Linked DNA regions of Homo sapiens: all the other regions are linked to region 6. The links are chromatin loops, found by intact Hi-C in ENCODE. Cell type or tissue: PC-9. All regions are shown on one strand.

Evidence for each region. A loop is a pair of places that touch in the nucleus more often than their neighbours do. Peaks named below come from ENCODE experiments on the same cell type or tissue, not always from the same donor. Only the 100,000 strongest peaks of a DNase experiment are listed, where the experiment ranks them.
Region 1: it touches region 6 in a loop (4-fold over the local background); 5 of 110 quality-filtered maps call a loop at or near these places.
Region 2: it touches region 6 in a loop (7-fold over the local background); 92 of 110 quality-filtered maps call a loop at or near these places.
Region 3: a loop joins it to region 6, with 13 times the contacts of the local background. A loop is called at or near these places in 4 of 110 quality-filtered maps.
Region 4: it touches region 6 in a loop (9-fold over the local background); 38 of 110 quality-filtered maps call a loop at or near these places.
Region 5: it touches region 6 in a loop (12-fold over the local background); 36 of 110 quality-filtered maps call a loop at or near these places.

The regions. Positions count from the first base shown.
Region 1 is chr9:98,572,082-98,577,081 of GRCh38, reverse strand. All of the region lies in intron 2 of GABBR2 (gamma-aminobutyric acid type B receptor subunit 2), which reads left to right. Among named protein-coding and RNA genes, the nearest start is that of GABBR2, 130 kb to the left of the region's middle. RefSeq lists an enhancer at 1,147-1,206. In PC-9, CTCF peaks have their summits at 2,914 and 3,120; a DNase peak (open chromatin) is centred at 1,301; H3K27ac peaks cover 1,935 bases.
Region 2 is chr9:98,771,896-98,776,895 of GRCh38, reverse strand. ANKS6 (ankyrin repeat and sterile alpha motif domain containing 6) reads left to right here. Exons shown (of 15, transcript NM_173551.5): 9 at 2,816-3,019. Among named protein-coding and RNA genes, the nearest start is that of ANKS6, 22 kb to the left of the region's middle. In PC-9, CTCF peaks have their summits at 688, 887 (motif pointing right), 1,706 and 1,907 (motif pointing right); a DNase peak (open chromatin) is centred at 1,645; H3K27ac peaks cover 925 bases.
Region 3 is chr9:98,846,296-98,851,295 of GRCh38, reverse strand. It overlaps GALNT12 (polypeptide N-acetylgalactosaminyltransferase 12), which reads right to left. Exons shown (of 10, transcript NM_024642.5): 10 at 1,215-2,344. The coding sequence ends at 2,204. Among named protein-coding and RNA genes, the nearest start is that of GALNT12, 41 kb to the right of the region's middle. RefSeq lists an enhancer at 2,355-2,649. In PC-9, CTCF peaks have their summits at 2,360 and 2,563 (motif pointing left); a DNase peak (open chromatin) is centred at 2,755; H3K27ac peaks cover 1,109 bases.
Region 4 is chr9:98,788,666-98,793,665 of GRCh38, reverse strand. It overlaps ANKS6 (ankyrin repeat and sterile alpha motif domain containing 6), which reads left to right. Exons shown (of 15, transcript NM_173551.5): 2 at 3,060-3,562. Among named protein-coding and RNA genes, the nearest start is that of ANKS6, 5.4 kb to the left of the region's middle. RefSeq lists a silencer at 2,223-2,272. In PC-9, CTCF peaks have their summits at 2,109 (motif pointing left) and 2,312 (motif pointing right); DNase peaks (open chromatin) are centred at 455, 1,875 and 2,385; H3K4me3 peaks cover 360 bases; H3K27ac peaks cover 2,324 bases.
Region 5 is chr9:98,705,016-98,710,015 of GRCh38, reverse strand. GABBR2 (gamma-aminobutyric acid type B receptor subunit 2) reads left to right here and starts at 1,081. Exons shown (of 19, transcript NM_005458.8): 1 at 1,081-1,599. The coding sequence starts at 1,279. RefSeq lists enhancers at 1,742-2,312, 2,884-3,455. In PC-9, CTCF peaks have their summits at 2,485 and 2,685 (motif pointing right); DNase peaks (open chromatin) are centred at 2,685 and 3,025; H3K4me3 peaks cover 2,986 bases; H3K27ac peaks cover 1,356 bases; H3K27me3 peaks cover 1,781 bases.
Region 6 is chr9:98,313,354-98,318,353 of GRCh38, reverse strand. The region is part of intron 13 of GABBR2 (gamma-aminobutyric acid type B receptor subunit 2); the gene reads left to right. Among named protein-coding and RNA genes, the nearest start is that of TBC1D2, 60 kb to the right of the region's middle. In PC-9, CTCF peaks have their summits at 2,473 and 2,675 (motif pointing left); DNase peaks (open chromatin) are centred at 2,633 and 3,863.

The DNA of each region.
Region 1 (5,000 bases), 260 kb before region 6:
ACCTATCCATCCATCCATCTGTCCATCCATCCATCCACCTATCCATCCATCTTTCCATCCGTCTGTCCATCCATCCATCCATCCACCCATACATCCATCCATCCATACATCCACCCACCCATTCACCTATCCATCCATCCATCCATCCATCCATCCATCCATCCATCCATCCATCCAACAAATATTTTAGGCAACTTACTCTGTGCCTGGATTTTGGTAGGCACACTGGGGATACAATGCTGAACAGGATAGGTATGGTTCACATTATTCTGGAGCTTACATTCTAGGAGGAAGACAGGCAAGAAGCAAGTAAGTAATTAAATAATAATATTATTAAGGTTGTATATGGAGGGTCTGCCATGTGCTAGACACTGTTCTTAGTATTTTTCTGCGTGAACTCTTTTAATTTTTAAATCCACTCTATGCTTTAGGTACCTTATCCCCATTTTATAGATAATGGAACTGAGGCACAGAAAAGCTATCTAACTTGCACAAGGACTCACAGCTAGTAAGTAGTAGGGCCAGGATTTTAACTCAAGCAGTCTGGCCCTTAAGATAAGACTGTAGTAAGGAAACTTGGCGATGACAGAAGGAAACAGGGTGATGAGATATATAGTGACTGCCTTGGGGTAGTCAGAAAAGGTCTCTTGGAGGAGGTGACATTCAAGCTGAGACCCAAAGGGTGAGAAGGAGACCACTGGGTGAAGCGCATTCCATGTCAGTGAATGGAATAGTAAACGGAGGAAGGCAGCTTGTGATAGGAAAGGACCTGGTGTATTCGTGGAACAGAAAACAGGGAAATGGGGCTGGAGCATGATGGGTGGGGAGCCAGGGTGAAGAGAGTGAGTGACAGGGTGAGCAGGAGCCTGACCACATAGAGGATCTGTTTCATTCCACTTGCACTGGCTGAGGACTTCCTCTGTGTCTGGTGCTGCATGCATGGGGTGCTGGGGTGGAGCCCAAGCTTGCAGCCACGAGGGGTGGTGGGCACAAGCTATGGCAGGTGTGATGAAAGAGAGGTGGGGCCCGGGCGAGGGCCCCTCACTTAGCCCCGGGTCAAGGAAGCCCCAGGGCAGGTGCTATGGTAGGTGCATGAAGCTGGCTGCTGAAGGAGGAGAGGGCGTTGGACAGCTGGAGACATGGGGGAGAGCGCCGCTGCAGAGGAAACTGGGCGTGCAAAAGCGGGAGGTGGGAAAGTATGTGGGCTTGGGGAGTGCTGAGTCATTCCTTGTGGCCGGAGCAGGCCACACTGATTGTGGGTGGATGCAACAGGAAGAGGAGACCAGAAAAGCAGCCATGTGCTCTGGTGCAAACCTAACCACAAACCTAACCACACACCTGAAAGCCAGCATGGCTCAGTGTGCCGTGGGAGCCTGGCCTCATGCCCTCAGGGTGCCCAGGACAGCTGTGGAGACCTTGGACCAGTCACTTAGATTCTCTGGGCTTGAGCTTGCTTTCCTGAACATTGAGGAGCACATTCTCTATTAGTTAGAGCCATGTGCTGCCTCCCTGAGCCTCAGTTTCATCATCTGCATAATCAAGGTAGTAATAGGACTGCTTTCATTGGTTTGTTGTGTGGATGGAAAGACTGAAAAAGGATTAGAGCTGTGTCTGGCACACAGTTAGTGCTAACTAAGTGTTCTTTGTGGTTAGTCCTGCCCTGTCTCCTCCCACTCCCCAAGTTGAGTCCCCTGATTACTTGTCATTCCTGGTCTTTCTTGCATTCCCACCTTTTCTTACACTGTTCCTACCACCCAAAACATCCCATTCTTCCTATACCCAGTGTATCAAGTGCTGCCCATTCTTTAAGACCCAGCTTAAATGCTGCCTCCTTCAGGAAGCCTTTCCTGCCTGCTCCTAGGGGGCTGCTAAAGTAGGGCCCTAGAAAGCCTATCACTTCCCCTTGTTTAATTCTAGCAGAGCTTGTGCACAGCCCAGTGTCCCACTCCACTCTGCCTGTCTCTCTCTTAGGGTTTTGCAGATTTGGGGGGGGGTGGTGGTGTTTATAAATGTTTGTCTCTCCAGCTGGGCTGTGAGCTTCTTAAGGACAGAACCTGGACTTTTCTTTTTCCCTGTGCCTATCATTTCACAGTCTTCATTAGAAATCTGCTCAATGATCAGAGGGATGGAGGGAGGTGGGAAGGGATGGAAGGATCTGAAGATGGACGCTTTGTCCAGGCATGAGAGGCTGAGGTCCCAGGGAAATCCCCTGCCCAGAGAGGAATCCAGCTGATTCCACTGATTCTCAGTGTCACTTGGAACCACCTGTCCCTCAGAATTCCCTGAGGAGCTGCAGGAACAAGCACAACGTTGGAAACTCCCAGCTTGCAGACCACAGCTACCTGGCCTCTCCATGAGCAGGACAGCCCTCCAACCTAGAGGAGATGATAAGACATAGAACTGGGTTACAAGATGGGGACTGTGTTAGTTATTTACCACTGGGTAACAAATCCCCCCAAATTTAGTGTCTTAAAACAGCAATATTATGTATTATTTCATTATTTCTCTGGTTCAGGAATTCAGACACACTGAATGGCTTGTGTTTGCTCCATGGTGTTTGGGGCCCAGCTGGAGGATTTGAAGGCTGGGGGCTGGCATCATCTGAAGGCTTGATTAGGGCCGAAGGATCTGCTTCCAGTGTGGCTCCTCTCCATGTGGAGGTCTCCATAGGGCTGCCTGAGTGTCCTCATGACAAGGCAGCTGGCATCCCCCAAAGTGAGTCACGAAAAGACCAAGGCAGAGGTGACAAAGTCTTTTGGGACTTAGCTTTGGAAATTGCATACTATAAGTTCTGCTGAAATCTGTGGATCACACAAATTAGCTCTTATTTAGAGAGGAATAGTACCAAGGTGTAGTGGGAGGTAAGCTCACTGGGTGCTAGCTTGGAGACTGGATACTATAGTGACTAATGTCTGGAGGAAGGCAGGAACTCCAGTTGCCCAGCAAGGGGCACTTGATGCTGAGGCCCTGCCCTGTTTTGCAGAACTCCTGCTCATCCTTCAAAACCCCGGATACCACTTCCTCTGTGATGCCTTCCCTGATCTCCTTCTTTTCCCCCTTTCCTTCAGTGCCGCCCATTCCCCGCTCAAAAAGTAAATTAATTATTTCTTCCTCCGCTACACCCTGCATTCCCAATAGGGGGTGATATCTTCTCCAAGGGAGTAAACATTGGTTCTTGTGGCGAGGCAAAAAAAATCTTACTTTTTTAATGTATAAAGCATAGATATAGATGTAGTACACAAACAGATCTATGCATGCCTGTGGTATTACAATTTCACCAGGGGGCAAGAGTAGGAAAAAACAGCCAGAAAGACTTCTTAGGAGACTAACAGTGAAACGAAGGTTGAGAAACACTGTTCTACATCCTTCTATATTGTGTACAGTATTCTCTTATTAAATAAATTTCATGTCAATGAATTGTACACTTAAAATTGGTAAAGATGGTAAATTTTATATGTATATTTTACCTCAATTAACAAAAATAAAATTTAAAAAATGGGCTGGGCATGGTTGCTCATGCCTGTAATTCCAGTGCTTTGGGAGGCCAAGGCAGGAGGATGGCTTTAAGCCAGGGGTTTGAGGCCAGCCTGGGGAACATAGTGAGACCTCATCTCTACAAAAAATTATAAAATTTAGCCGGGTGTGGTGGCACACTCCTGTGGTCCCAGGAACTTGAGAGGCTGAAGTGGGTGGATTGCTCAAGCCTAGGAATTCAAGGCTGTAGTGAGCTATGATCATGCCACTGCACTCCTGCCTGGGCGAAAAAGCGATACCCTGCCTCTATTAAAAAAAATAATAAGTGTTGTGAAAAATAATTTGTTCTATATGCCAGTCTTCCATATCAGATTGTGAGCTTCTTGGGGGCAGCCCTTCCCCACCCCTTCCTTCATCTCCTGGTTCCCAGTGTCTGGCGCAGGGTCTGGGCTCACAGTAGGTCCTCACTGAGTACTGAAATGTGCTAAGTGCAGAGGATAGGTGGACGGAGGGGCCTGAGATGCTGCATGGCGGAGCCTCTCACAGTGTGGCCCTGACTGTAGGGCAGGGAGGGCGGTGGACCATGCAGAATCTCAGCCTCCACCTCCACAGAATCGCTCTGCATTTTCCCAGGCTCCTTGTGGGGGAAGATGCTCACACCCAGACAATACTGCCCTAGCATTCACTACTAGACACTGGGGCTGGATCAACGGCTGCAACTGGACGTGGATGGGGCATGCTGGGGGGGCTTGGAACTGGAGGGTACTCAACAGTTTGGACTTCTCTGAGGACCTGGGAGGCAGAATGGTAGATGAGCCCAAGAGAGTGGATTTCTCCCAGGCTTGTGCAGCCAGGCAAGGAAGATATAAGAACAAAGATCAGGATCTTGATCTGGGAGTAGCCTGGGAGCCTGGATTCCTGCCTCCTTCTCACTCTCAGGAAACCTAGACCCATTTATTATAAGCCAGACTCTGTGGACCTCCCAAGCCACCCCAACCCCAACACAGGGAGGCTAAGCTTGTTTCCAGAGATGGTGAAGGGGTGGATGGGTGGGTCTACAGGTGCCCAAGGGATTTGATAAATCTCTTAACTTACTCAAGACTGGGCTTCAAAACAGAGCTTCACAAATGGAAAACTGCATGGAATTTGTGTAATTGAAAAGGAGCTCTGGCGGCCCTTTTTGGAGGAGCAATGCTTGCTGGACAGAGACAGCCAGGAATGCGTAATCAGTTGTTTCTGTTTCCTTGTGTCACAAAAATAGGGATTCACACACCAGAGGGGTGAAAATTCACCCTGGTGCTGAAACGGGTTAAATTTAACTTTTGCCTTTTGCTGGGCCTCTTGATTCATAGCTGCTGCATAGAGAGGCTAATATTGTTTTAGTCGTGATGTGAGTCACTTAGCCACTGGGAACCTGTTTCTCCCTCTATATGCAAGGACCTTCATAGAGTCCAGGGTCTGACATGCAGGTGAGATTGGTTCTGTCCCTCTCCAAACTGTCAGAGCCTGCTCAGGGTGCAGGGCTC
Region 2 (5,000 bases), 460 kb before region 6:
CATTGGAGTTAGGGACTTGAGTCCTTTCTGCCTGTTGGTCCCCCATGTGTAGTTTCTGTTTCTCAGGTCACCTCTTGGTTCAAGATGGCTGCCAGAGCTCTGGCCCATGACGGCCTCATTCCAGCCAGCAGGAGAGAGGAGGGGAGAAGAGGTAGCCATGGGCACATGCCAGCTGTCTTTAAGGAAGTTTCTTGGGGCCACGCACAGTAGCTCATGCCTGTAATCCCAGCACTTTGGGAGGCGGAGGCAGGTGAATCACGTGAGGTCAGGAGTTTGAGACCAGCCTGGCCAACATGGTGAAACCTCATCTCTACTAAAAATACAAAAATTAGCTGGGCATGGTGGTGGGCGCCTGTAATACCAGATACTCGGGAGGCTGAGGCAGGAGAATTGCTTGAACCCGGGAGGTGGAGGTTGCAGTGAACCAAGCTCGTGCCATTGCTCTCCAGCCTGGGCAACAGAGCAAGATTCTGTCTTTAAAAAAAAAAAAAAAAAGGGTTTTTGGCAACTACTCTGCTTAAATCACAGTGGGGAAGCTGGGAAATGAAGTCTTTGTTCCAAGTGGTCCTGTGCCCATCTAAATGAACATTAGGGGTGTCATTTCTAAGATGTGAAAAGTAGATACTGGGGGACAGTTTGCAGTCTCTGACTTCGGGGATCCCTCATGGTTATGGTTTTTAAACAAGATCACTCCCAGGAAGTTCTTAGCATAGTGTCTGGCCCAGAATAAGCTCCGTGGTGTGAACTTGGATGTGTTACCTCCCCTCTCTGGGTTTCACGTTTGTTTCCTCTGACATGAGAGCTTAGTGGTTAAAGTTGGACTTGAGTCCCTTTAGCGCTAAGACCCTAATACTAGCCAGCAGAGGGCAGTATTGCTGAGGACAAGGGAGCAGAGGGGGCTCCCAGAAAAGGCATCAGCAGTGTCAGGAACTTTAGAGCCCAGCGAGGGGTCCTGACCCAATCTGCCCACGGCTCCCTGCCACCCCAACAGGTGTAAATTGATGGCTCGAACACTGACTGTGGGGGCTTGTGCTGCCTGACGTTTGATCATGTTATTAAATAGCAATAATTATTTTTGGTGTGAAGACAGAAATGCTATTTTAGAAATTTTGGAAGAAGCAGTAAAACATATAGAAGGAAAATAAATTCATCCCTGATCACACACCCAACTATAACCATGGTTGGCATTTTTATGGATATGTCTTTTGAGTATTTTTTGTAAGCAGTTTTTTAGCATGTATAAATATGATATGATGTTGTATATAATAATAGCAAATACCATAGCTTTTACTAAGTACCAGCTACTATTCATCGCACTTTGCATGTATCAGCTCATTTAATATTCCTGAGGTTGGCACTGTTAGTATCTTTCCCATATTGTGTTGAATCCAATTTATTTGTGATTTATGTGTTGTGACCATCTTTTCCATGTCATAAAACACCATGTAGCCACATCATATTTAATGGCTACATTAGAACATTCTAGTGTAGGAACGTGTCTCTTTATCCAAGACTGAACTGTCAGACTCTGGGATTTCTAGTTTTTTGTTATTTTAACAGCTCAGATGAATGTCCTTATACCTTCGTTTCCCCCACTTGCCTGATTATTTGCTCAGGATGAATACCTAGAAATGGAATTCCTGGGTCAAAGGTTGTGAATGTCATTGGCTTCCAGAAAGATAGCAACAATTTAGACTGTTACCCCAGGGAGGGAAAATACCCTTTTGTGGTGGTGGATTTGTCGCTGTGAGTTTCCAACTCAACCCCGTTTGCTGGATGAGCTTGTTGTGGTCTAGAGGGAAAGAGGGGACAGCACTTGTTTAGAGACTCAGAAAAGCAGGACAGAGCCAGCCTGGGAACCCCGGAGGTGTACTACTTCCCCAACTGCTCATGCCCTGTAGAGGGCGCCAGTGTGCCTGCCCCCCCATAATGGGTGGGGTGGCCCGGCTGCCCTGCTGATGGGCATGTGCAGCCATCAGTGTGGAGATGCCCGCCTGCTCGGCTCCCGAGGCGAGTTTAGCTGTGGGATGCCCGTTGCTGCAAAGCTCCATCTGGCACAAAGTTCACTATTTTTCTTAATTAAGGTGAGCTTGGTCTGTGAACACTTCCTTGAAGATCTAACAGTCATTACTGTGTAGATTTTATACTGACCCCCAAATCACATTTTCAAAATTAAAAATTAAATTACAATTAAATGTCAGCAGCAGGAGGCGTGGCTGGAGCAAGCTGGGATGTGGGGGGCTGGGGAAGAGAGTGGTGCTGAGCCCTAGCCCTTATCACCTCCTGCTTCCTTCTTCACTCCCAATGGCTGCTCATGCTGGTCTCCTTGCAGCACTGCACCCATGTCCTGCTCCTCTAGGTTCCAGGCCTTTCCATATTCTGGCCCCTCACTCAGTCTGGAATGCACCTCCTGGTCCTCACTGGCCCAGCTTAAACTGTCGTTCTCAGCTCGGTTCCCACAAAGGTGCCTTCACTGTGCAGCAGGGGCACCCCTCCTCTGTGTTCTCCCAGTTCCCCTGCCTCCCCCACAGCACACCAACATCATCTGCTTCTCCTTGGCGCTCTGTCTCCTCTGCCCCATTCTGATCTTGCTGCTGTGAGGAGAGATCCAGAAGAAGCCTGGTGTTGGCGCAGAGCAGACATGGGTGTTGTGCGGTTACTGGGAGGAGAGCTGTAGATGCCACATAGCTCCCGGCTTGGGTGGAGGGGTGGATGGTGGTGCCATGCCCCAAGAAGCAGGAAAAACATGGAGTCTTTCCTGCAGAGTTGGGAGCCCTCCTGGGGGCTTGTCTAACCCTCAGCCTGTCTTTTTCAGCTTCGAAACGGAGCTCCCCTCACCAGACTCCCGAGTGACAAGCTGAAAGCAGTCATCCCCCCATTCCTACCCCCTTCCAGTTTTGAGCTGTGGAGCTCTGATCGGTCCCGGACGCGTCACAACGGGAAGGCAGACCCCATGAAGACTGCGCTGCCCCAGAGAGCCAGCAGGGGCCACCCCGTGGGCGGCGGGGGCACAGACACTGTAAGTTGTCTTCTGACACACTTTTACACATCACTCACTGCTCACTGAGATCATGGTGTGTTCCAGGCAGCGGGACCTCAAACCGACGAATCCAGAGGGGTTGCAACTTTTTTTTTCTTTTGAATGGATGATATCCTTTTGTCTAATGAAGCCCTACAGAGCAACTCAGTATGGAAAATAGATTAAAATGTTGAGGTAGCAGGGAACATCTGTCCCCTCACTGGAACCCTAGATCTCCAAGGAGCACAGTTTGAAGACCTGATCCATCTAATCCAACCTTCCTTTTAGTAGATGAGGAAACTGGGACCCAGGGAGTGGGAGTAATAGCTGAAGATCACCAGCCAAGTGTGAGTGAACCATAATCAAGAGCAAACACTCAGCGGCAACTCTGTGTGCTACTGGTGTTTTCTTGTGCCCAAGAGTATGACTTCTATCCTTTTGACTGTAGTGATTTCTAACTTGGTGGCTCTTGGTCTGTTTCTGAAATTGACAGTCTCATCAGTGTGGAAGGTATCTGTGTGTAACCTGTATCTAGATGGTAGATGCAGCAAATGGGCAAGACGAAGGGATTCAGGACTGACCCTGTCGCCATGTGCTGGGTGATTGGAGAAACGTGTGGCCTCTATCTCTATACGATGGGGCTGACCCCAGCACTCACTGCTGCCTCCTAGGGCTATGATAGTATGAGATCACCTGCAGGAGACCAAGAGCCTGGCGCCTGGAGATGCTCTCAAAACAGGCAGGACAGGTTTGCATTTAGTCCACTATTCTCGATCAGGTAGGAACGGGGGAGTTGTAGAACCCATCCCTGAGACTTCTTCTATGGCTGTGTTTCCTTGAGAATTTAACCCTAGAGGGACAGAACATCAACTTGACTTGCTTCATTTGCTCAGTGAACATTAACTGAATCCCACTGCCATGTAGCCCAGTCAGCCCCATTCTGCCCTAGAAGAGGTGGTGGTCTGGGTGGCAAAGACACAGGCACAGAACATGAGGCAGGGAGCAGTGTTAGGAGTGTGGGAGCGCCAGAGAGGTGACCGTGTGTGGTAGGGCACTCGGGAGGCCTCCAGGAAGAGGCGACAGCTGAGCTGGGATTTGCAGGCTGTGGAAGAGTTTTCTCCCCAGTGGAGTGCAGGCAGCAGCGTCCCAGGTAGAGGGAGAGAGAACGTGAGCTATGGCCTTTGCAAGTGTGTTCTGTTTCGCTTACTCAGCAGAGGGGCCTCATTCTGGGCCCTGGGGATCGTGTCACTGTCCCTCCCTTAGGAGTGCCCACAGTGGGGGGCCAGGGCCCTGGGATCTGTCACTGTCTCTCCCTTAGGAGTGCCCACAGTAGAGGACCAACAAGAGGACCTTCGTTTTGGTGTCCTATGGCTGCTGTAACAAGTCACCACAAACTGCATGGCTTAAAACAACAGAAATGTATTCTCTCACAGTCCTGCAGGCAGAAAGTCTGAAATCAAGGTGTCAGCAGGGCCCTGCTCCCTCGGGAGGCTCCGGGGAGATCCTTTCTTTCCTCTGACAGCTTCTCTTGATTCTAGGCTTCGCTTGGCTTGTGGCTGCATCACTCCAGTCTCGGCCTCCGTGGTCACATTGCTTCCTCATTTGTCAAAATTCCCTCTGCCTTTTCTCTTATAAAGATACATGTGATTGCATTTAGAGCCCACCTGGATAATCCAGGATAAGCTCCTCCTCTCAAAATCCTTGACTTGGGCACATCTTAGGTAAGCACATATAAGCTCATCCTCATTCTCATGCCTCATAAGGTAACAGTCAAAGGTTCTGGGAATTAGGACACTGTGTATCTTTTTGGCGGCTGCAATTCAGCCCACTGCAACCTTTAATCACATCTACTGAGTGCCTTCTTTGTGCCGAGGCCAGAGCTGGGTACTAGGCATATAGCAGAGAACCAAGTCCCCATGGAGCTGGCAGTCCACTGGGGCATCATACACACAGGCAACCGCAGTAAATGTACACTCACAAG
Region 3 (5,000 bases), 530 kb before region 6:
TAAACCAAAAACTATCTGAGACAGGTCTCAATCCATTCAGAGGTTTATTTTGCCAAGGTTAAGGATCATGGCCTGTGACACAACCTCAGGAGGTCCTGAGAATATGTGCCCAAGGTGGTTGGTTACAGCTTGATTTTACACATCTTAGGGAAACAGAAGTTACAGGCAGACATAACTTGGTTTGGCCTGGAAAGGCGGGACATCTTAAAGAAGGGGGCGGGGGGCGGGGCTTCCAGGTCACACGCGAATGCGAAGATTTCCTGATTGGCAATTGGTTGAAAGAGTTAAGCTCTGCCTGAAGAGTCCAAGTCAGCTGAACTAAGTAAGGGGTGGGGTGGGGTGGGGTGGGGTGGGGGGGATGGTGGGTGGAAGCCAAGGTTCTTATGTAGATGAAGCTCCAGGTAGCAGGCTTCAGAGAAAATAGATGTGAAGGTCTCTTATCAGACCTTAAAAAGTGTCAGACTCTCCTGAAAAGACCTAGTTAGGGAAGGAGATTCTCTACAGAATGTAAATTTCCCCCGCAAGAGACAGCTTTGCAGGGCCATTTCAGAATATGTTAAAGAAATATATTTTGTGGCAAAATACTTGGATTTCCTTCAGGGTCATAGGATGTTATACCAGTCAGGTTGGAATTTGGTATGTGTTGCTACAAAGAGTCTGTTTGGTCCATCTTAAGAGATCTGTTTTAACGTGAATGCCAGTCAGTTGTCTTTAAACTCCAAAGGGAGGAGAGGGTAATGAGGCTTGTCTGGATACTGCTCCCTTCTCATCATGGCCTGAACTAGTTTTTCAGTTCTGAACTAGGTTCAGGTTTTTTTGGGATCTTCTTGGCCAAGAGAGGAGTCCATTCAATCAGATGGGGGACCCCAGAATTTTATTTTTTATTTTTTGAGGCAAAGTCTGGCTCTGTCGCCCAGGCTGGAGTAGAGTGGCGCGATCTTGGCTCACTGCAACCTCCGCCTCCTGGGTTCAGGAGACTCTTCTGCCTCAGCCTCCGGAGTAGCTGGGATTACAGGCGCATGCCACCACGTCCAGCTAATTTTTGTATTTTTAATAGAGACGGGGTTTCGCCATGTTGACCAGGCTGGTCTCGAACTCCTGACCTCAAGTGATCTGCCCTCCTTGCCCTCCCAAAGTGCTAGGAGTATAGGCGTGAGCCACCGCACCCGGCCCTAGAATTTTATTTTTGGTTTACAGTACAAAAAGATCTGCAGTCAGTGTTCTCACATCTTTTTAATCATTCATATTGACTTAATCAGGTTGACAAAATCTCAGGGTTGGTCTGGGATCATTCACAAATCAGAATTACTCAGAGAAATTTTCACAGCAGTTGCAGCAGCACAAACTCTAACGCTGATTTAAATTAATAACTGTTATTAATGAACAAACTTGAAAAAGGAATTTCATATAGAACATTACATTTCTCCCTGACACTACCGTATCATAAAAATTAAAAATGATATAAACATGTTTTAAAGTCATAGTGGTAGAACCAGCCACACTACAGTGCGGCATTGTTAGAAGTTCGCTCTCAAGTTGACTCAGCTTAGTAAAGCAAATTGTTCTCTGAGATTTCAGCTTTGGTTAGTCCTCTTTGGCTGACATGAACATTATGGAGTGTTAACTGTGGTAGCAACACATAACCAAAAAGCATTCTTTTTAAAATACATCTAGAAGATCTCAATGACCTGAATAAATCAATACAATGTTCCTAGTGACAGTCTCTCTATACTGGGAAAACTTTAACCCCGCAGCTGAGGTATTATCAGTTAATGCAAAGTACGTTGCTTGAACCTGATTTCCACCCATGCAGATATCTTCGTACCTGGGAATTCTTGTAAATACCAAAATAAAATCTTTATCTTTTTTGCTAATGAGAGTAAAAGGCACGACTGTAAAATATACATCTTGATAGAAAAATATTATAAGGTTTTAATTTTCTAAATACCAAGGGTTAACATCTTACGATTACCCTTTGAAAATAGGGTATTTTGGAACATTTAAAAAGTTCTCAAAATAAGTACAAAGCTTATTCACATTTTTACTAAATCCAACACAACTTTCACAAATGGCAAAATGATTGCCTCTTCAAAGCAATGCAGCCTAGTTTTTGGTGGGTTCTGGTCACTGCTTAGCTAAGTCTTTGTTGGGCAGAGTCCTGGCTCCACAGTCTCCTTCGATGGGCTCCTTGATACACGAGGCTTCATAACATGCGCTCTTTGAAGAACCATTTCTGATGATCCGAGTTGGTGCAGTCTCGTAAGAGTGGAACGAAACTGTCACTCGACTCCTTCCTCGCAGCCTGGACACATTTCTTGGACTGTTCGTGAAATAAAGATCCATCCTACAAAAGATAACAGAATGACAGGCAAGTCATCAGAAAAGTCTCTTTTTCCTAAAGACATGTTTTAAAGAGATCAGGGTCTGATTTTTACCATTTCAGAAATATTTATTGAGGGGTAAGTGTCTTCCGTGTAACGCAGCAACTCAGGACTGTCCCGGGGACACAGCACCAGGCTTGTACAGGCTGCGTCCCGCTTGCCTCTCACAGGACCGATGGTGCCACCTGCTGGCTGCTCTGGGCATGTGTCATACCCTACATCTCCCTATTGCATTTGGCTTCCTTCAGGGAAATCAGGAACAAAGATCCTTTGTTTATCTCTTTCACTCCTCTTAGGTCAACTCATTCCGTGCAGGGTGATCTCTTTCTCTTAGGTATTTAAACAGAGTGTGGAAACTTGGCTGTAGTCCCAGCTCAGCCACAGACCAGATGGATGAGGAAGCCAGTCACTTGGCCTGAGCTACTCACCTGTCACACATCAGAGAATCAGTGGGTTATATGCCTTGTGCCAATTCCCAAACCCCAAAGACGATGGTCTTCTTTAATGACCTCCTGCTTCTCTCCTTTCTGCCAGCCCTTGCTCAATTATCTCAGCAAGTCTCTCTCTCAGGCCTGGTGTTTATCTTTTCCCTCTGCCTCTCTGTTATAAGCTGTATGCAACGAACTTAATCATGGCTGAGCAGCAAACAGGCAGAGTGAATAACAACATCAGTGAAAAACCTTTGTGATGTGCTGTTCACTAAATGGAACTTTTTTCATTCAAAAAAATCCAAACTCATGTTTTGTAGAATCCAAGAAATGACATTTCAGAGGTTTTTAGGCCTACATAAGAAAATACAAGGCTGGGCACAGTAGCTCACGCCTGTAATCGCAGCACTTTGAGAGGCTGAGGCAGGTGGATCACTTGAGGCCAAAGAGCTCAAGACCAGCCTGGCCAACATGGCAAAACTCCATCTCTACTAAAAATACAAAAAATTAGCTGGGCGTGGTGGCGGGCGCCTGTAGTCCCAGCTACTCAGGAGACTGAGACAGGAGAATCGCTTGAACCCAGGAGGCAGAGGTTGCAGTGAGCTGAGATTGCACCCCTGCACTCCAGCCTTGGTGGAGCAAGGCTCCGTCTCAAAAAAAAAAAAAAAAAAAAAAGATCCAGCCCTAAGAACTAAGCTTTCTATTATGGTCTAGTGAATATAAGTGGGGACATTTCCTTCAGAATTCACATATGTTTCTGTTCAATATATATTTGTTTTATATATATATATTTAGGGCATGACTGATGAAATATAATAAATCAAGCTGTATCCTTTTCACATATGAATCAAAGTATTAAGCGTCCTGAAGAAAGGTAAAAAATCCAATTCAGTATCCTTCTTCCCAGCCTCCTGAACAAACTTCCTTTTCCTTAAATGGTCACTGAAATTTAAGATAAAATTTTTGATATGTCAAACTGATTTTATTGTTTCTAGTGTCCACTACCATTCCTTGAGGGCTTACAATGGCTTCTGGTTGGGAGAAAGATGGGAAGAGGAGGACATTCAAGAAGATCAGAGACGTCTGGGGTGTGCAGAAGTATTTTTCCTTCTTATTTTCCTGTATTCAATAGGTAACACCATGGTGTGTGGCTTTTCTGGGCAGCCTGCAAATGTCATTGCTAGTGACAACATTTTTCTGCAGGAAAACATATTCCAGCTTTTAATCATCTTTAGAATAAACCCATTTATAAGCAGTATATTGGGAGTGAAAGCTGCCCAGGGAGATAAAAAACAATGAATTTTTTTCTTTCAAATGATTTTCTTTGGATTTATTCCCTCACATGCTTTTTAGTGAGTCAAAGGATATGATCGATTTACAAGTCCTGATGCAAGCTGACTGCAAGTGTGGTGGGGCCAGCACCCTCAGGTCTGAGGTAACCCTCAGTTTCAAATCAACTGTGACTATCCAGGGAGACTACTCTATCAGAGGTGTTTTCTTGGTTATAATACCACAAGCAACAACTAATCTCTATCGAGCTTTATAGTTTCCAAAGAATATTTCTGGCTATGCATCTAATCCTCAGTAAAGTAAGTCTGCTATTATTGCACCTTTTTTTTTTTTTTTTTTTGAGACGGAGTCTCGCTCTGTCTCCCAGGCTACAGTGCAGTGGCATGATTTCGGCTGACTGCAACCTCCGCCTTCCGGTTCAAGTGATTCTCCTGCTTCAGCCTCCCAAGTAGATGGGACTACAGGGGCATGCCACCACACCTGGCTATTTTTTTTTTTAAGTAGAGATGGGGTTTTGCCATATTGGCCAGGCTGGTCTCGAACTCCTGGCTTCGGATGATCCACCTGCCTTGGCCTCCCAAAGTGCTGGGATTACAGGCGTCAGCCACTGTGCCTGGCCTATTGTACCTATTTTAAAGCTGGGAAAAACAAGGCTTAGAGAGGTGGGGTGGCTTATATCTGGATCTAACACTTTGGCTAACATCCTTACACTTGGGCTATTTGGCTTACTCATTTAAAGCCCTTTCATCTCTGAATGCATTTGTAAGAGCTGTTTCCATGTCGGTGCCTGCAGCTCATGGGGGTGCAAGGGAAATGGAAAAGACTAAAAGGGACTGGACAATGAGGAAGGAAGGCAGTGCTAATGACACCGTGTGCCAGGGGACTCCAATCTCCTGCCATC
Region 4 (5,000 bases), 480 kb before region 6:
ACCTGTAGTCCCAGCTACTCGGGAGGCTGAGGCAGGAGAATCGCTTGAACCTGGGAGGCGGAGGTTGCAGTAAGCTGAGATCGCGCCACTGCACTCCAGCCTGGCGACAGAGCGAGACTCCATCTCAAAAAACCAGAACAAAACAAAACAAAAAACAACCTTTATTGAGCACTGACTTTCTGTCAAGCACTGTGCTAAGTGCTTTAAATGAATTAAGTCATTCAATCCATACAAAACCTTAGGAAGGAGGTACTATTGTCATCCTCATTTCATAAATGAGGAATTGAGGAACAGAGAAGTTAAATAACTTGCTCAAGTAACATAGCTACCAAGTGGCGAGTCAGATTCACACCTAGGGAGGTGGCTCCAGAGCCTGTGCTCCCAGCCATGAATCCTGTAACTGATAGTTTCCCTCTTGGTGTTGGTGCCTGGAAGCGGCTTGCCAAATTTGCCAGAGACTTCTCTCCAAGGGACAGGGTTGCATAGTGTTTACCTTCCTTCCCTACCCTTCATTTCCTGCCTGCCAGTGGGGCAGAGCTGGACTCTCAGCCCAGTGCTTTGAGAGGGGAAAATGTGTGCCAGCTCTTTAAACACAGGTGTTAATTGCTGAAATTCATCAGTAATCACAGCACCTGTTCAGAAAGCCCCTAGCATGCCCATCTCCGGCAGTTACCTATTAGAAACTTAGCATCCACAACATTATCTCAGCCTTGCTTGGATCCTTTTATATTTTCAGCATAGTTGAGTGCTCTCTTGGGCTACTCACTAATTCAGAAAACATTCCAAATTTCACTATTTCTGCTCTAATTCACCCCTTTTCTTCCTCCTTAAAAATTGGTTATACTGGAGCTTCGATTTTGAGTCCAGGTGCAACTTTTGACTCTATCACGTTCAAATTGAGAGGCTTTAGATTAATTGCTTTCCACTGTAATCTTCAGTTTCCTAATCTGTGAGTTTATCTCGGGGTTTATTAAGATCAAATGAGATAAAAATGTGACGCACCTTGTAATCTGCTGTTAGGGATTATGCTAGATTTTATCTCATGCTTGATAACTAAATAGTGTAATCTTTTAGAAATGTACTACAGTGGAGGATACACCAGTTCTTCAGGGATTTCCACTGCTCACCTCTGGACCTTCCCCTATGTGGTTATGCCATTTATGCATTCATTTACTTGGCTTGTTTGACCAAATTTACTGAGCTCCGATGTGGATCAGCCACTATGGTAGGGGCTGGGGAAACAATATGCGTGGAACCCTGTCCTGTCCTTGGAGAGCCTGCCACTGAATAGGAGAGACAATTAGGGAAAGAGGGCTCACGTGCAGCCAGAGGCGAGCCCGTGGAATTAGGTGCTCAGAAGAGGGGCACTGACCTAGCCTGGTTGAGGGGTGGTCTGGAAGCTGCTCAGAGTGGGTGAGATATGACTCCTGAAGCAGGACACGGTGGGGGTGTGCTGAGTAGATGAGGACAGGAGAGTCCTCTGGTGGGGTCAGGATGGTGAAGGTGTGGGGAAGGCGGGAAGGTGTGGTTTGGGAGCAGGAGGAAGTGAGGTTGGCAAAGCAGTCAGGTCTTCGGCAATCAGAAGCTGGGGAGTGACAGATTTGGGTTTGGAGAATATCATTTGGGAGTCGCATGGAGGATGGGCAGGAGGGAACGAGACTGGAGGCGGGGAGACATTGGGGTGCAGCTTTCTGCATTGAGTTGGTTTCAATTTGCCTTGTCCTTTTCCACTCTGGGAGTGGAGGTCAAGAGGCCCAGCCCCCTGCAGCTGATGGAGCTGTGTCACCAGGCTCTTGCTTCGTGGCTGAGTAGCCCCATGCTGTTCAGGTTCACATCCCAGAAGGTATTCAGCCGGAGCCTCAGACAGAGTTCAGCCCTGGCCTGGCCGCCAGCCGCCAGGAGGAGGGAGGTCTTGGGTTTAGATGAGGTGCAAAACTGGCTCCCGGGAAGGAGGGCTGAGCATCGAGAAACCCAGAAAGCTGCCTCACAGATGCAGACATGACAGTGGCTTTGTGGTCTCGAAAACCTGGAGTAGACAGCCCCTGTCTTGTCATTGTTTTCTTGTTAGTCCAGGGCCGCTTCCAGCTTGGAGATACACAGCTCCGAGCCCACCAGAGACACCACAAAACAGAACTTTTCTGCCCTCTGGTGTTAAAAGAAGGAAGAGATTTTGCTGGGAAGAGGTACCTGTTTTCCTTCTCCTGGTACTAGGAAGTTGGTGGGTGCAGATCTTTCTCTTCAGGGGCCCAGCAGTGACTTCATTGAGGAAGATCTGGCCTAGGCTGGGTCCTCAGCCGCCTGCAACAAACATTCCTGCCAGCAGGTGGCAGCAGGCCTCCAGGCCGCAATGCCCAGCCTATCTGCTGACCACAACCTTGCCACACCTCTTGGCATGGGGTGTGTGCTTTTGGGGATGGGGAGGGTAGAAATGAATCAGACATGGGCTCTGCCTGTGGGGAAATTAGAGCACAGGCAGAGAGACAGATTCCCAGGCTATAAAGCAGAATAAAATCGACTGTCTGAAATGTAGGAGGCAGCATGGTGTAAGAGAAAAAGCAAGGGCAGCGGCATTCACACAGACCTGTCCTGACCCTGATGCCACCCCTTACCAGCCGGGTAACCCTTGGCACGTTGAATAACGTAACATGAACAATTATAATACCTAACAATCGCTAACATTGATGTGATGTTTCCTGTGGCCAGGCACAGAGCCAGGTGCTTTACATGTAACTCATTTAATCCCCAACAACCCTTGAAGTAGGTACAGTTATATCCCCATTTTGCAGATCAGGAAATGAAGGCACAAAGAAATCAAAGTTCTTCCTAAAGGTCATGCAGCTGGTGGTGGGGAGAGCTGGATTTGAACCCAGGCAGGGCAGCTGCTCACCTTCATGATGATGCATCTGCATCCATGTGGCTGGCACAGTGCCTGGCGCCAGAATAAGACCTCTTATCATGAGCAGCTGTCAGGACTAATAATTCATGCCAATTAAGGATGACATAAGCTGGCCCCCGAGTGCTGTGTGTTCAGTGTCACTAATTCTCCATCTTCCTGGCAGATTTGGGCATGTGAGTGTGGCACACCTCCTGTTGGATCACGGGGCTGATGTCAATGCCCAGAACCGGCTGGGGGCCAGTGTGCTCACTGTGGCTTCTCGGGGCGGCCACCTGGGTGTGGTGAAGCTGCTCCTGGAAGCCGGTGCCTTTGTGGACCATCACCACCCTTCAGGCGAGCAACTGGGGTTGGGCGGCAGCAGGGATGAGCCCTTGGACATCACAGCCCTGATGGCTGCCATCCAGCACGGGCACGAGGCCGTGGTGCGTCTACTGATGGAGTGGGGCGCGGACCCCAACCACGCAGCCCGGACCGTGGGCTGGAGCCCGCTGATGCTGGCCGCACTCACTGGGCGGCTTGGAGTGGCCCAGCAGCTGGTGGAGAAGGGCGCCAACCCTGACCACCTCAGCGTGCTGGAGAAGACCGCCTTCGAGGTTGCACTGGACTGCAAGCACAGGGACCTTGTAGACTACCTGGACCCGCTGACCACCGTCAGGCCCAAAACAGGTCAGGCTGCATGCCCCCCGTGGCTTCACAGAGGACCCCAAATTGTGTTTATGTGGCTTAAGCTGAGGATTGCTCTACTGGAAGGACACGCAGAACTCAGAGTCCAGCCCTGCAGACCACTGAGACTGAGGAAGTGGTGTGCTTAAGTATCGGGGGGATTGCCTGTGACATGCAGGTTCTGGGCCCACTCTCTGCAGAGTGATTTGGTAGCCCTGGGCAAGAGCCTGGAAGCCTCTATAACAAGGCTGCTCTCCCCAAGCACATCATTCTGATGCAGGTGGTTCTGGGGCCCTTCTACAACAAGGTTTGGCAAACTTTTTCTGTAAAAGGCCAAATAGACTGTATGGACCATACAGTCTCTGTTAAAACTACAGTAGTCACTTCTGCTAGAGTGAAAGCAGCCTTACATATGTAATGAGTAAATGAATGGGTGTGGCTATGCATATAATATGTAAATGAGTCAGGTATGGCTAGGTTCCAATAAATTATAACTACAAAAACAAGCAGTGGGATATATTTGAGCCATGGGCTATAGTTTGCCAGCCCTTGTTCTACAATAGTGTGCCTGACCTCCTCTGCCCTGATCATTTCTCAAACACTAGTTCATGTAAAATTGATGAAAATTAGTTTTTTAAAAAACATCTAGCAGTGCATCTTTTTTTTTTTTTTTTTTTTAACTTCTTGCCATCTCTCTGGCATGTAAAGAGTTGTCTAAACAATCCTTAGCAAATCTGCCATAGGACATACCACGTTTCAAAACCTTTAATGCACGGTTTGCAATAAGATCGCAACACACAGCCTTGGTACCCTCTGTCTATGTAAAAGGCCTGACTTCGACGGCAGGACTCACAGCCAGGGAGTAACAGTAGGTGGGCTGCAGTGTATATAAACATCTAGCTCTGAGAGGTCAAGCACTGAAGAAAGTAGCTTCAGGCACATTGGCTAAAAAGACCTGAAAGTGTTAAGTTTGTTACCATTGAAAGAATATAGAATAGCCCCATCAATCAAGAGATGCTGAAAATTTGGTAAATGCTTATTAGAAATACACTCTCCAAAAAAAAAAAAAAAGAAATACACCATCCAATCAGAACAAGTCTGAAATAAACATGTTTTAAAAGCCTGTAATGACAGAGAGGTGGCAAAAATGAAGAGGATGCTCAAATGAAAAGGAAAAAGAAGTTTAGGAAGAACTACCTGAAGCCAAGAGACCTCTTACTTTGTCCAGGTGGGAAACTGAGGCCCAGAGAGGGAAGAAAGCTGGTCAAAGGTCACACACCCATTGGAAGCTGAGTGAGTGACACTCAGGAGGTGAGGATTCCATGGGAAGAGCACCTAGAGGTGATTCTCCCACCTGCAGCTCCTGCATGGGCTCTAGAAGCTGGTTTAACACATGACTCTTCTGAGCCTTTGCCTCATCTGTGAAATGGACACAATGACA
Region 5 (5,000 bases), 390 kb before region 6:
GATCACGTTTCCTATTCTTGAAGTATGCAGAGGCACAAGGAACCCAAGGTCTTAGGTCAGCTCACTCGGGTACATCTGGCTCGGGACTGCTTTGGCTAAGATTGGCCAGTGCGACCTGGCAGAGAGAGGGCCAAGTCCAGGGGCGCGCGGCCCCGCCCTGGCCTGAGGATAGTGCTCCCACCCCGGGAGACTTCTAGGGCGGGGCCCATCAAGAATGGGGACGCGGGGAGGTCAAATGCCTGGAGGGGGCGGTAGCGCACGTAAGGTTGGGACCCCAGCTTTGCTTGGGGTTGGCAAAGGGCGGTCGCTCCGTCTGGTGGGGAGGAAAGGGGTGTCCTCAGCCAAGGCCCTAAAGGCCGGGCAGCCTGGCACCAACGGGCGTTCGAGCACCCGTGGGCGTCTTCAGCGACCCCCGGGACTCGGTCAGGGGCTCGTGGGCGCCAGAAAAGAACGGGAGAGCGTAGGCTGCAGATGCCTCTGGGACGCCTTCGTGGAACATTCTCCTGCCCAGACCTTCCCGGCCAGACCTCCGAGAAGCGGTTCCAAACCACCGTGCAGGTGCTACAGGCAGCGCTCGGCGGAGCGGCGGCGGCCACTGCGTGTGCCAGCGCGCGGTCCCGGTTCCCAGATCGCTGTCCCCGGGCGCTCTGGTGCCTGGAGGTCAGCGGTCGGCGGGCAGCGGCAGCTGGCGCAGCGGAGGGCCGGGGGCGCGTGTGTGCGTGTGCTGGGAAGGTGGCCCTCCCCGCGGCCGCCGCAGCGCCAGCGCCTCCCCCTCCCCCGGCGCGCACGGCTCGTCCCCGTCCCTGGAGGCGGCCCGAGCCGCCCCTGAGCAGCCTCGCCTTCGCCTCCCGCGTTTCCTGCCGTCCGCCCTCCCCCGGCCGAGCTCCAGGGGCTGCCGCCTAGCAGCTCCCGGCGGGAGAGCGGTTCAGAGCGCGCACGGGGGCGGGCGGAGGCGGCCCGGTGCGGGGCGGCCGCGCTGGAGAGAGGCGCGCGCGGAGACGCCGGCCCCCCTCTCCGCGTTTGCTCGCTTGCTCCCCGCCTCCCGCACTCCGCTCGCTCCCACCCCTTCCCGGCGTGATTGATCCGTCACGGGCGCCGCCGCTGCCGCCGCCGCCGCCGCGGCCGTTCTGAGCCGAGCCGGAACCCTAGCCCGAGACGGAGCCGGGGCCCGGGCCGGCGCCATTGCGCGGGCGCCGCGGGAAGACCTTGGCGCGGGGCGGCGGGCCGGGCCAGGCCATGCGGGCCGAGTGAGCCGGCGCCCGCAGCCCGCGGCGCGGCATGGCTTCCCCGCGGAGCTCCGGGCAGCCCGGGCCGCCGCCGCCGCCGCCACCGCCGCCCGCGCGCCTGCTACTGCTACTGCTGCTGCCGCTGCTGCTGCCTCTGGCGCCCGGGGCCTGGGGCTGGGCGCGGGGCGCCCCCCGGCCGCCGCCCAGCAGCCCGCCGCTCTCCATCATGGGCCTCATGCCGCTCACCAAGGAGGTGGCCAAGGGCAGCATCGGGCGCGGTGTGCTCCCCGCCGTGGAACTGGCCATCGAGCAGATCCGCAACGAGTCACTCCTGCGCCCCTACTTCCTCGACCTGCGGCTCTATGACACGGAGGTGAGTGTCCGGCTGCCCCTGCCGTCGGGGCTTCGGGGGGCATTGGGGTGGGTGGTTTGGACACAGGCAACCTCCGGCCTTTGGTCAGATCCCCGATTGACCGGCCCGCGCCTGCCGAGGGCAGAGAGGGCTGGTGCCCAGTGTTCACCCCCGCGGTCCTGCTGGGCTTGGCTGGCACAGCTGGTAACATTTGCCAAGCACCCCCTCCTCTGGTCTTATGTGTGTATGTGTGTGTGGGGAGGGGTGGGGGTGGGATAGAAGACTGGGGTCTCTTTTGACCAGAGAAAAAGGAGTGGAGAAGGTGGGGGCTGGACCCCCAAAGGCCTACATTGATTGTCCCTGTCCAGGTCCCGCTCATGGGGCTGCGAGGTACCGAGTGGGAGGAACAGGCGCATTGACTGCAAACTGGGCCACCCAGGGCCGGAGGGGCCGCGGGCCTGCTCACAGGCCCCCAGGGAAGCCGAGCCGCGCTTTGAGGTCCGGAAGGCTCCGGAACCCAAGGGGCTTGAGCGTGCAGCGTGGCTGGGCGCCTGGTGCGCGCCAGCAGCTCTGAGCCCGCTCCGCGCGGGCAAGTGTGGGGCCACCGGCTCTGCAGCGCTTCTGCCTGGACGTGCCCGGCGCTGCCTGTGGCCAGAGCGATTTCAGGAGACCCCTGCCTCGGGTTAGTTGCTCAGAAAGTGCCCTGGCAGTTCTCGTCCCGGACGTGCAGTGGTGTCCGGCCGCGCCGCTGCTGTTGGCCGGGCGGCTGCAGGCAGTTTCTCACGGCTCAGGCTTGAAGCATCCGACCTAGCAGCCGGAGCACAGACTTGGAGAGCAGTCCGGAGCGGAGCCAGAGAGCCAAGGGCTTTCCATCCCAAGACCCCTCCCCACGCCCTCGGTTTGGGTTCTGCCTGAAGCCCCAGAGCGGACCTTCACCGCCAGGCCGGGGCTGGAGCGCGCGGAGCGGGTCTGGAGGAGCGATCGCTGGCCGCGCAAGGTCGGGTTTGCGAGTTTTTCCGGACCGAGCGAGCCCCTGTGCTCCGACCGCAGCGTCTGAGACGCGGCCTGAAGGGGGCAGTGATTTCCTGTGCAGTACGCTCGGTTGGCGCCTCTTCCATCGCGCGGAACGGGGCCGAGGCGCTGGGCTTGATCCTGGCTTCCTGGGACTCTCCGGGCGCTTCTGCTGGAGTCCAGGTGCAGAACCCTTTTGGGAGGAGGGTCGCGCTACTGCTCTGGTGGTGCAATCTGGGCTTCCCCTCCTCCTTGGTCGGACCCTCTTTATGTCCCCAGAGAAAGAGCAGAATCTAGATTGTATCTTATTCCCTGCCTCCCCCGCTTCACCGGTGAACCAGCTTGCTCTGCGCTGTAAATAAAAGGTGAAGGAACCGGTGGCAGTTGGCAGCGGTACGCGCAGGCTGCTGCAGGCGGAGAGGCGTCCTCTGCCCCAGAGGATGCAAGCTGGCTGGCTGTGCAGGGCTAACCCGGTGTGAAATCATTTCCGAATGACATTCCTATCGCCCTCGTCTTTGCCTGAGCATCTCAAGTTCTGTGGGGGTACTTGTCTGGCACACATAAATGGAGACAGCAATGCAGTTACACGGAGGCATATCTTCTTGACAGTTTCTCTGTTGCTACTGCACATATTCTTCTGGAGGGGTCACTGCAAAGCCGGTCTTTTGGGGACAAACACATTTTTAGATAGGGCAGCCCTGCTTGCATCATCACCAAGTATTGTCAGCTGCATAATGTTTTCATCATCAGTTTCTTCCCTTTAGAAAGCTTCCCTGAAAGAGATTTCATACTGGCCTGTTTGTGGCAGCAAAGAGATGGGTGCTTCGTTTCAGGGTGTGGGTTGAAGCCTTTACATTTTATTTTTCGAGTGTGTCTTGATGACTTTCTGAGTGAAAGGACCCAAAGTCAAGAGGATGAGACAGTCAGAAGACTCTTCAATTCGTGGGAATATTTAGAAAACAGTGGGAAGGAAGACAGAAGATAATTTTAGCTTCGTGCAAACAGAGAAGTGTCTCTAGCCTTTTGAAGGGGCCCAGAGCCAGGGCTTTGGGGTAGGTGGGGCCTGGGTTTTAGTGAGAAACTGGTTACTTTCCACCCTGGATGACCTTGAGCTGGGTATTTAATCTCTCTAAGCCTAGGTGGGAATATTATGTGTACTCTGCAGGTGACACACAGCTTAAGGAAGATAACAGGCCAGGGTAGAAGATGCCCTGAGCTGGCAGGCTCAGCGGCCAGTGCTCTGGCATGCTGTAAGCACTAAATAAATGTGTCCTGCTGCCTCCCCTCCTCCTCCTCCTTCTTTTTTTTTTTTTTTTTGTTTTTTTTGTTTTGTTTTGTTTTTGTTTTTTTGAGATAGAGTTTTGCTCTTGTTGCCCAGGCTGGAGTGCATTGGCGTGATCTTGGCTCACCGCAACCTCCACCTCCCAGGGTCAAGTGATTCTCCTGCCTCAGCCTCCCGTGTAGCTGGGATTACAGGCATGTGCCACCATGCCCAGCTAATTTTGTATTTTTAGTAGAGATGGGGTTTCTCCATGTTGGTCGGGCTGGTCTTGAACTCCCGACCTCAGGTGATCTGCCCACCTCTGCCTCCCAAAGTGCTGGGATTACAGGCATGAGCCACCGTGCCCAGCTCCCTTCCTTCATTTTTATTTCCTGTGAATTCACAAGTGGCCTTATCTTTAAAGTAGAGGTGCTTTCTCCCTGAGCCAGAGTGAAGGAAGGATCAGTCTAGGTAATTTGCAGCAAAATCTAGAGCGATCTAAAGAATGTTTGTGGCTAGTGTTAGAGTGTTTAGGGTCTAGTTTATTCAGATTGGCTGTCTTTGTGGACACTGCCTAATTATTTGCAGGCTGTGTCACATTGTTTGTAGACTTTAACACAGGGTGGATGTGGTGAACAGATTTTGGCTGGATTTGCTGACATTTGCTGTCAATCAGTGGCCTCAATGGCCAGTGACTATGGGCACCAGTATGGACCTTTATCCATATGATCTGCAGAGAGATGGAGATTTAGCAAGGAATGGGTTAATCTGGTCCCTGGGGACAATCTGTCTCAATAAAGGAGCCTCCTACAACCAGATTGACTCTCTTCTGTAAGTAGAATAGTGGTAGATTTTCAAAACCTCACTCAATGCCATGTGTTGGTAAAAATGAAACAGCCTAACAGAATACCTGTCTATCAGAACCTCTGCTTCTCTGGTGTAACACCAAATGGCTTCAGCAAATACTCGTTTATATATTCCAATGAGGATTTGAACAAGCAAGACAACTGAAAATACAGATAAAAGAAAGCATCAGAAACTATGTAGAAGCATAGAAGTTACTATACCAAGAACCTGGGCTAAAATTTATTGCATTGAGTATTATATTTTAGCTCTGAGCTTCCTGGCAGTCAAGGTAAAAAGGTAAATG
Region 6 (5,000 bases):
CCAGACTGCTTCTAAGCTGAGAACCAAATATTACCCTACTGTTTCAAATCCTTTAAGGCCTTGCTGCCCAAAGGGTGGCCCCTGGATCAGCTCCTCCCCTGGAACTGCTTAGAAATGCAGCATCCCAGGCCCCACCCGGGACCGCGCACCTGAATCTGCATTTTAACAAGCTCCCCAGGCACTTTGTGCTCACATTATCGAGTGAGAAGCCATGCTGTCCTCTCGCTTATCACACTTCAGCCTCTCTGGCCACATGAGGGTTCCTCAAATATGCTGATGTCTTTGCATTTCAGGTTCTTTTCCCTTGCCATGCCTTCTGCCATGCGTGCTCTTCCCCTAGCTTTTCACATGGCTGGCATTTCTTATCTGCCGGGTCTCAGACTAAATGTCACCACTGCAGAGTAGCCATCCCAGGCTACCTGATCTGAAACAACTTCCCTCATTAGCACCCCTCCAAGTGCCCGTAGTTTCCTTTAGGAATATTTATCACTGTTTGTATTCATAACTGTACTGTGTGGTTTGTTGAATGCCTGTGTTTGTTGAGCAGCCCCCGTTCCACTGGAATGTACCCTCCAAGAAGGCAAGCGCCATGTTGGTCTCATTCATCCTGTACCCCCACACCAACATGGTGCATGACACACAGCAGGCACATGACAAATCCTCATGGAGTCGATTTCGAATGAATGAATGTAGGACAAATACAGTCATGAAATGTAGGACAGATAGAGTCATCTCCCAATGACTCAGACTCCCATTAACTACACTGTAAATCAACCCATGGGCTCCCTTCACAAATGGGAAACTGAGGTCTAGAAAAGGGCAGGGATTTGCCCAAGATCACCCAGCAAGTCTGTAGCAGGACCAAGGCTTTTGACCTTTCAGGCCTCAACACCTCCACTTATGCTCCAACTCCCTGCCTGTCAGTTTGTGCAGCCGGACAGAGCGGGATATTTGCAGGGGGCACTGACCTACATTGTGAGTAATTGCATTATGCAGAGGGACTCTCGGGCCAGCTGCTCTCCTTTTGCCGCACAGATGGGAGAGGCTTTCCCCGGCAGCTTCTGCGTGCCTCCTGCTGAGCAGCAGCCTGACCAGAAGTCAGGTGTGAGCACTTCCATCTTCTGGCCGTCCCAAACCGGTGTGGCCTCACTGCTGGACACGGTGCCCTGCCAGGCAGGAAAGAGCATTTTATCAGCCTGAGTTCAGCTCGCAGCACCAAAGCGCAGCCTTCACCCTAAAGCTCTGGGGGCTTCAGGGGAAGCCACTGTTGAATATTTAACGATTAAGTTCTTCCTCCCTCAAATAAGCACTTTGCAGTTTATAGAGCCGGTTACACCCACTGTCTCCTCCGATTTGACACAATGATGCACGTGAGAGGAGGGCACATCAGGGAAGGCTCATGGTGAAGGAGGAGGGAGTGCTGGTTTGAGAGTCACACACGCCTGGGTTTAATCTCAGCCCCGAGACTTACTAGCTGGAGATCTTGGGCAAGTTACTTCACCTCTCTGTGACTCTGTTTCCTCATCTGTGAAATAAGTATAACACCTTGTTGGATTTTTGTGACTTCAACAAGATGACGGGTGTAGAGTTCCCAACCCAGCAGTGAGCACATCATTGTCACTCATGATAAGGCAGCTCTTGGTGTCCTTATGGCTGATGTTATCTGGTGAAGTCAGCCCTCTCTCTCTGAGGCTGCCTCTCATGGGAACTGTCCTGGTCTTACTGGAATGGGAGAGCCATGAGGACAGGGCTCTTGTCTATCCAGGTTATTGCTGCATGCCCAGAACAGTATCTGGCAAATGGTAGTGCTTAACAGTTATTCACTGTATGAATGAATGAATGAATGATTTCTTAGGCAATTGCCAAAGAGAGCAACAAGTAAGGAAGAAAAATAACAAAAGTGGCCGGGTGCAGCGGCTCACGTCTGTAATCCCAGCACTTTGGGAGGCTGAGGCAGGCAGACCATCTGAGGTTGGGAGTTCGAGACCAGTCTGACCAACATGGAGAAACCCCGTCTCTAATAAAAATACAAAAATTAGCTGGGCGTGGTGGCGCATGCCTGTAATCCCAGCTATTCGGGAGCCTGAGGCAGGAGAATCGCTTGAACCCAGGAGGCAGAGGTTGCAGTGAGCTGAGATTGCGCCATTGCACTCCAGCCTGGGCAACAAGAGTGAAACTCTGTCTCGAAAAAAAAAAAAGCCAGTTGAAAATTTTGCAGGCCAGCTATCCAGAGCAAGAAAAACATTCTAAGGGCAATGCAAATGCTGTCCTGTACAGAAGAGAAGAGGCCGAAGCCCGGGCTTAGGCCCTGACCCTGATGTCTGCAGGGGTCAGTGCCCTGTGCTCGCTGGCCCTGGCCTGCGTGGACAGTCCACACTGGGAACAGGCCGAGTGCAGTGCCCAAGTATAGCCTGAATACTTCCCCAACAGCTGCTCCAGAAGTGGGGGAGTCCCCCATGGTGCTTGGAAATCTGGCCTCATGTAAGGCCAGTGGGTGCCTTCCAGAGTAGCACAAGATGCTGCTGACAGCTTCACCGTTTCCGGCCCCACCGATCTATAGTAGTTGGTAGTTCTGTGTCCCCAGCAGAGGGTAATCCACCACCACCAGGCTGGACCCTTCATGTGGCTCTTTGGTGCCCTCTAGTGGTGCTGCTTTGGTGCACGACAATGACAAGGAAGCACTGGGGGTTGGGGGGTGGGTAGCCCACCTGCCCCTGCAGGTTGCATGCTCAGGTGCATCTCTCCCCATGTGTGGCTGCACAGACCACTGCGAACTCCAGGCCCAGGTAGAATCTGGATGGATTAGACAACACCTACAGCTTGTACAGTCTGCTTTGTGGTTCAGTGCAGGAGTCACTTGATTTTCTTCCAGATGCCCATTGCCAGCCTCACAGGAACAGGAACATCATCACTCCCAAAACTATCCCAACCCCTGCCACCGTAACCTCTGACCTGTGACAGGGAGATGGGGCTGCATGAGGATGACATTAGTGACCAGAACATTTTTGCAGTTTATTTCTGGATCAGCACCTGAATATGGGGAAGGTGGGTGTGGGAGCAGCTCGGCCACCCCAGGACCACTGACTTCCATGAACTCTCAGTGGACCCATCGTGTTTGTTTGCTACCCTCCTGCCAGGACTGTGCTTAAGGCTGCTGAGATGGGTGCGGAACTGAAAGGCCAAAGATAAGAATTCAGATTTCAAGATTCCGAGAGGTCAGAGCGGTGAAGGTGGGGTTGCGGGGGAAGGGGAGCAGCTAAGAGAAAGGTAAAGGTAGCCAGGCTGGAATGTCAGCAGCACAGGGGGAAAGACTGGGCTAGCAGCAGTTCTGTGAAAACTACCTGATGGGTCTTGGTCCAACCTGAAGGAACACATGAATCACTGGTGGAAGATTATATAGAAAGCCAAGGAGACCCAGAGAAAGAGGTCAAGCTGACTTGCTCAGCACTTGACTTGCTCAGCACTGCCTGGAGTACTGAGCTCCATTCAAAGCCTGTAGGAGTGGTAAATCTGTAGAGCAGTGGTAAACTCCAGCAGGTTGACTGACAAGGTGGCCTGGGTGGAGGAAGGCACAGTGGTGTGTCCCCTCTCTGTAGATCTTCCCTCCTGTGGAAGGTGTGCAGACTCAAAGAGAGAGCTTGGAATTATTCTGGGGAACCCCAGGGGAGAGATGAGCCCCGGTGAGTGGAGGTCCAGGAGGAGAAGGCTGTGGCTCCGTGAAAGCACTGTGTACTACCTCACCGGGAGCAGGAGGGAGGGGCTCCCTGCCACTGCAGTGTGTAAGCCAGGCAAGCCTTGTCAGTTTCCTGTGAAGAGCACTTCATCCCATTGAGCAATGCTGTATGACACAACTAATTTTCTCCACACCGAGAATCTAAGATTCCATCATAAATTACTGCTGTTCATTGTAGAGGAAAAGACAGGATCACCGTTAATGGGTTTGCCATTCATGCATAACTGGAATGGGTCCGTGCTACTGCATTCTGATGTTGGCCTGATTGTCACACACTGGAGAAACCCAGATTCTGCCACTAAGTCAGTTGACCTTGGGACCAAGCCAGTTCTGTCACCTTAATTAAACAATGAAAGGATGTCAGGAAACCCCCATTGCCCTTAATAAAATGCAGCCCAGCTCCTGGGTGGGTAGCAGTGGAGGGGAAATCTCTACCCCTGGCCACTCTGACTTTAGTTTCTGGAGATCACCTCCCTCCGGGGTGTTTCTTACTGCAGAGCCTTCAGGAAACCACATTATCCCCTCTAGCACTCCAGCCCAAGTGTGGACTCAATGCACATGGACCCAAAGAGGTTGAGCTAAGGCTTTCTGTGGCTTGGGACAGCGAAAGGCAAATCAAGCCTGAGAGAACACACAGCAGGATGATCTGGTCAAAAAATGGCCTGAACCCCCAGGTCCCACCCCTCCTAGCTCCTCCTGCTTTCACGTGGGAGCACCATCTTTCCCCCACCTCACAGAAGCCCAGGTCCATTGCCTGCTTCAAAGGTCACACCTGGAGAGCAAGACCAAAAAACTAGTTTCTAAACGCTACCCGTCTAAGACCTGCCTTCTACCCCTGGGTCCCATCAAAGTACCTTCTTCCTAGTGATTGACCCTGGGGATGCCCATGCCTTACCCTCAGGAGTGTGGCTTTACCCTGGGCCTCAACAGCACAACTCCATCAGAATATAACATCCTGAACACAGTTATTTGGTGATATACTCCCAGTGGCAAACAGATTGCAAAGGAATCTTCAACTTTACTTAGTAAGTTTGTGCTTGACAGTTGTATGGATGTATCAATTTTGCAACTATTTAGTGTCTAATGTAGGACTGAACAAATCAGTAAATATTTTGATGTTGTTCGAAGGCAGGGATTCCACTGTTGGAGAAGAGTGATGAAAATATGGAATGGGGAAGGCAAGCAAGAACTCGGCAGTGTTGGATCTTATCTAGACAGACAGACAGACAGATTTATTTTTAAAAGAGCTTAGAAGTAGTGACAACTT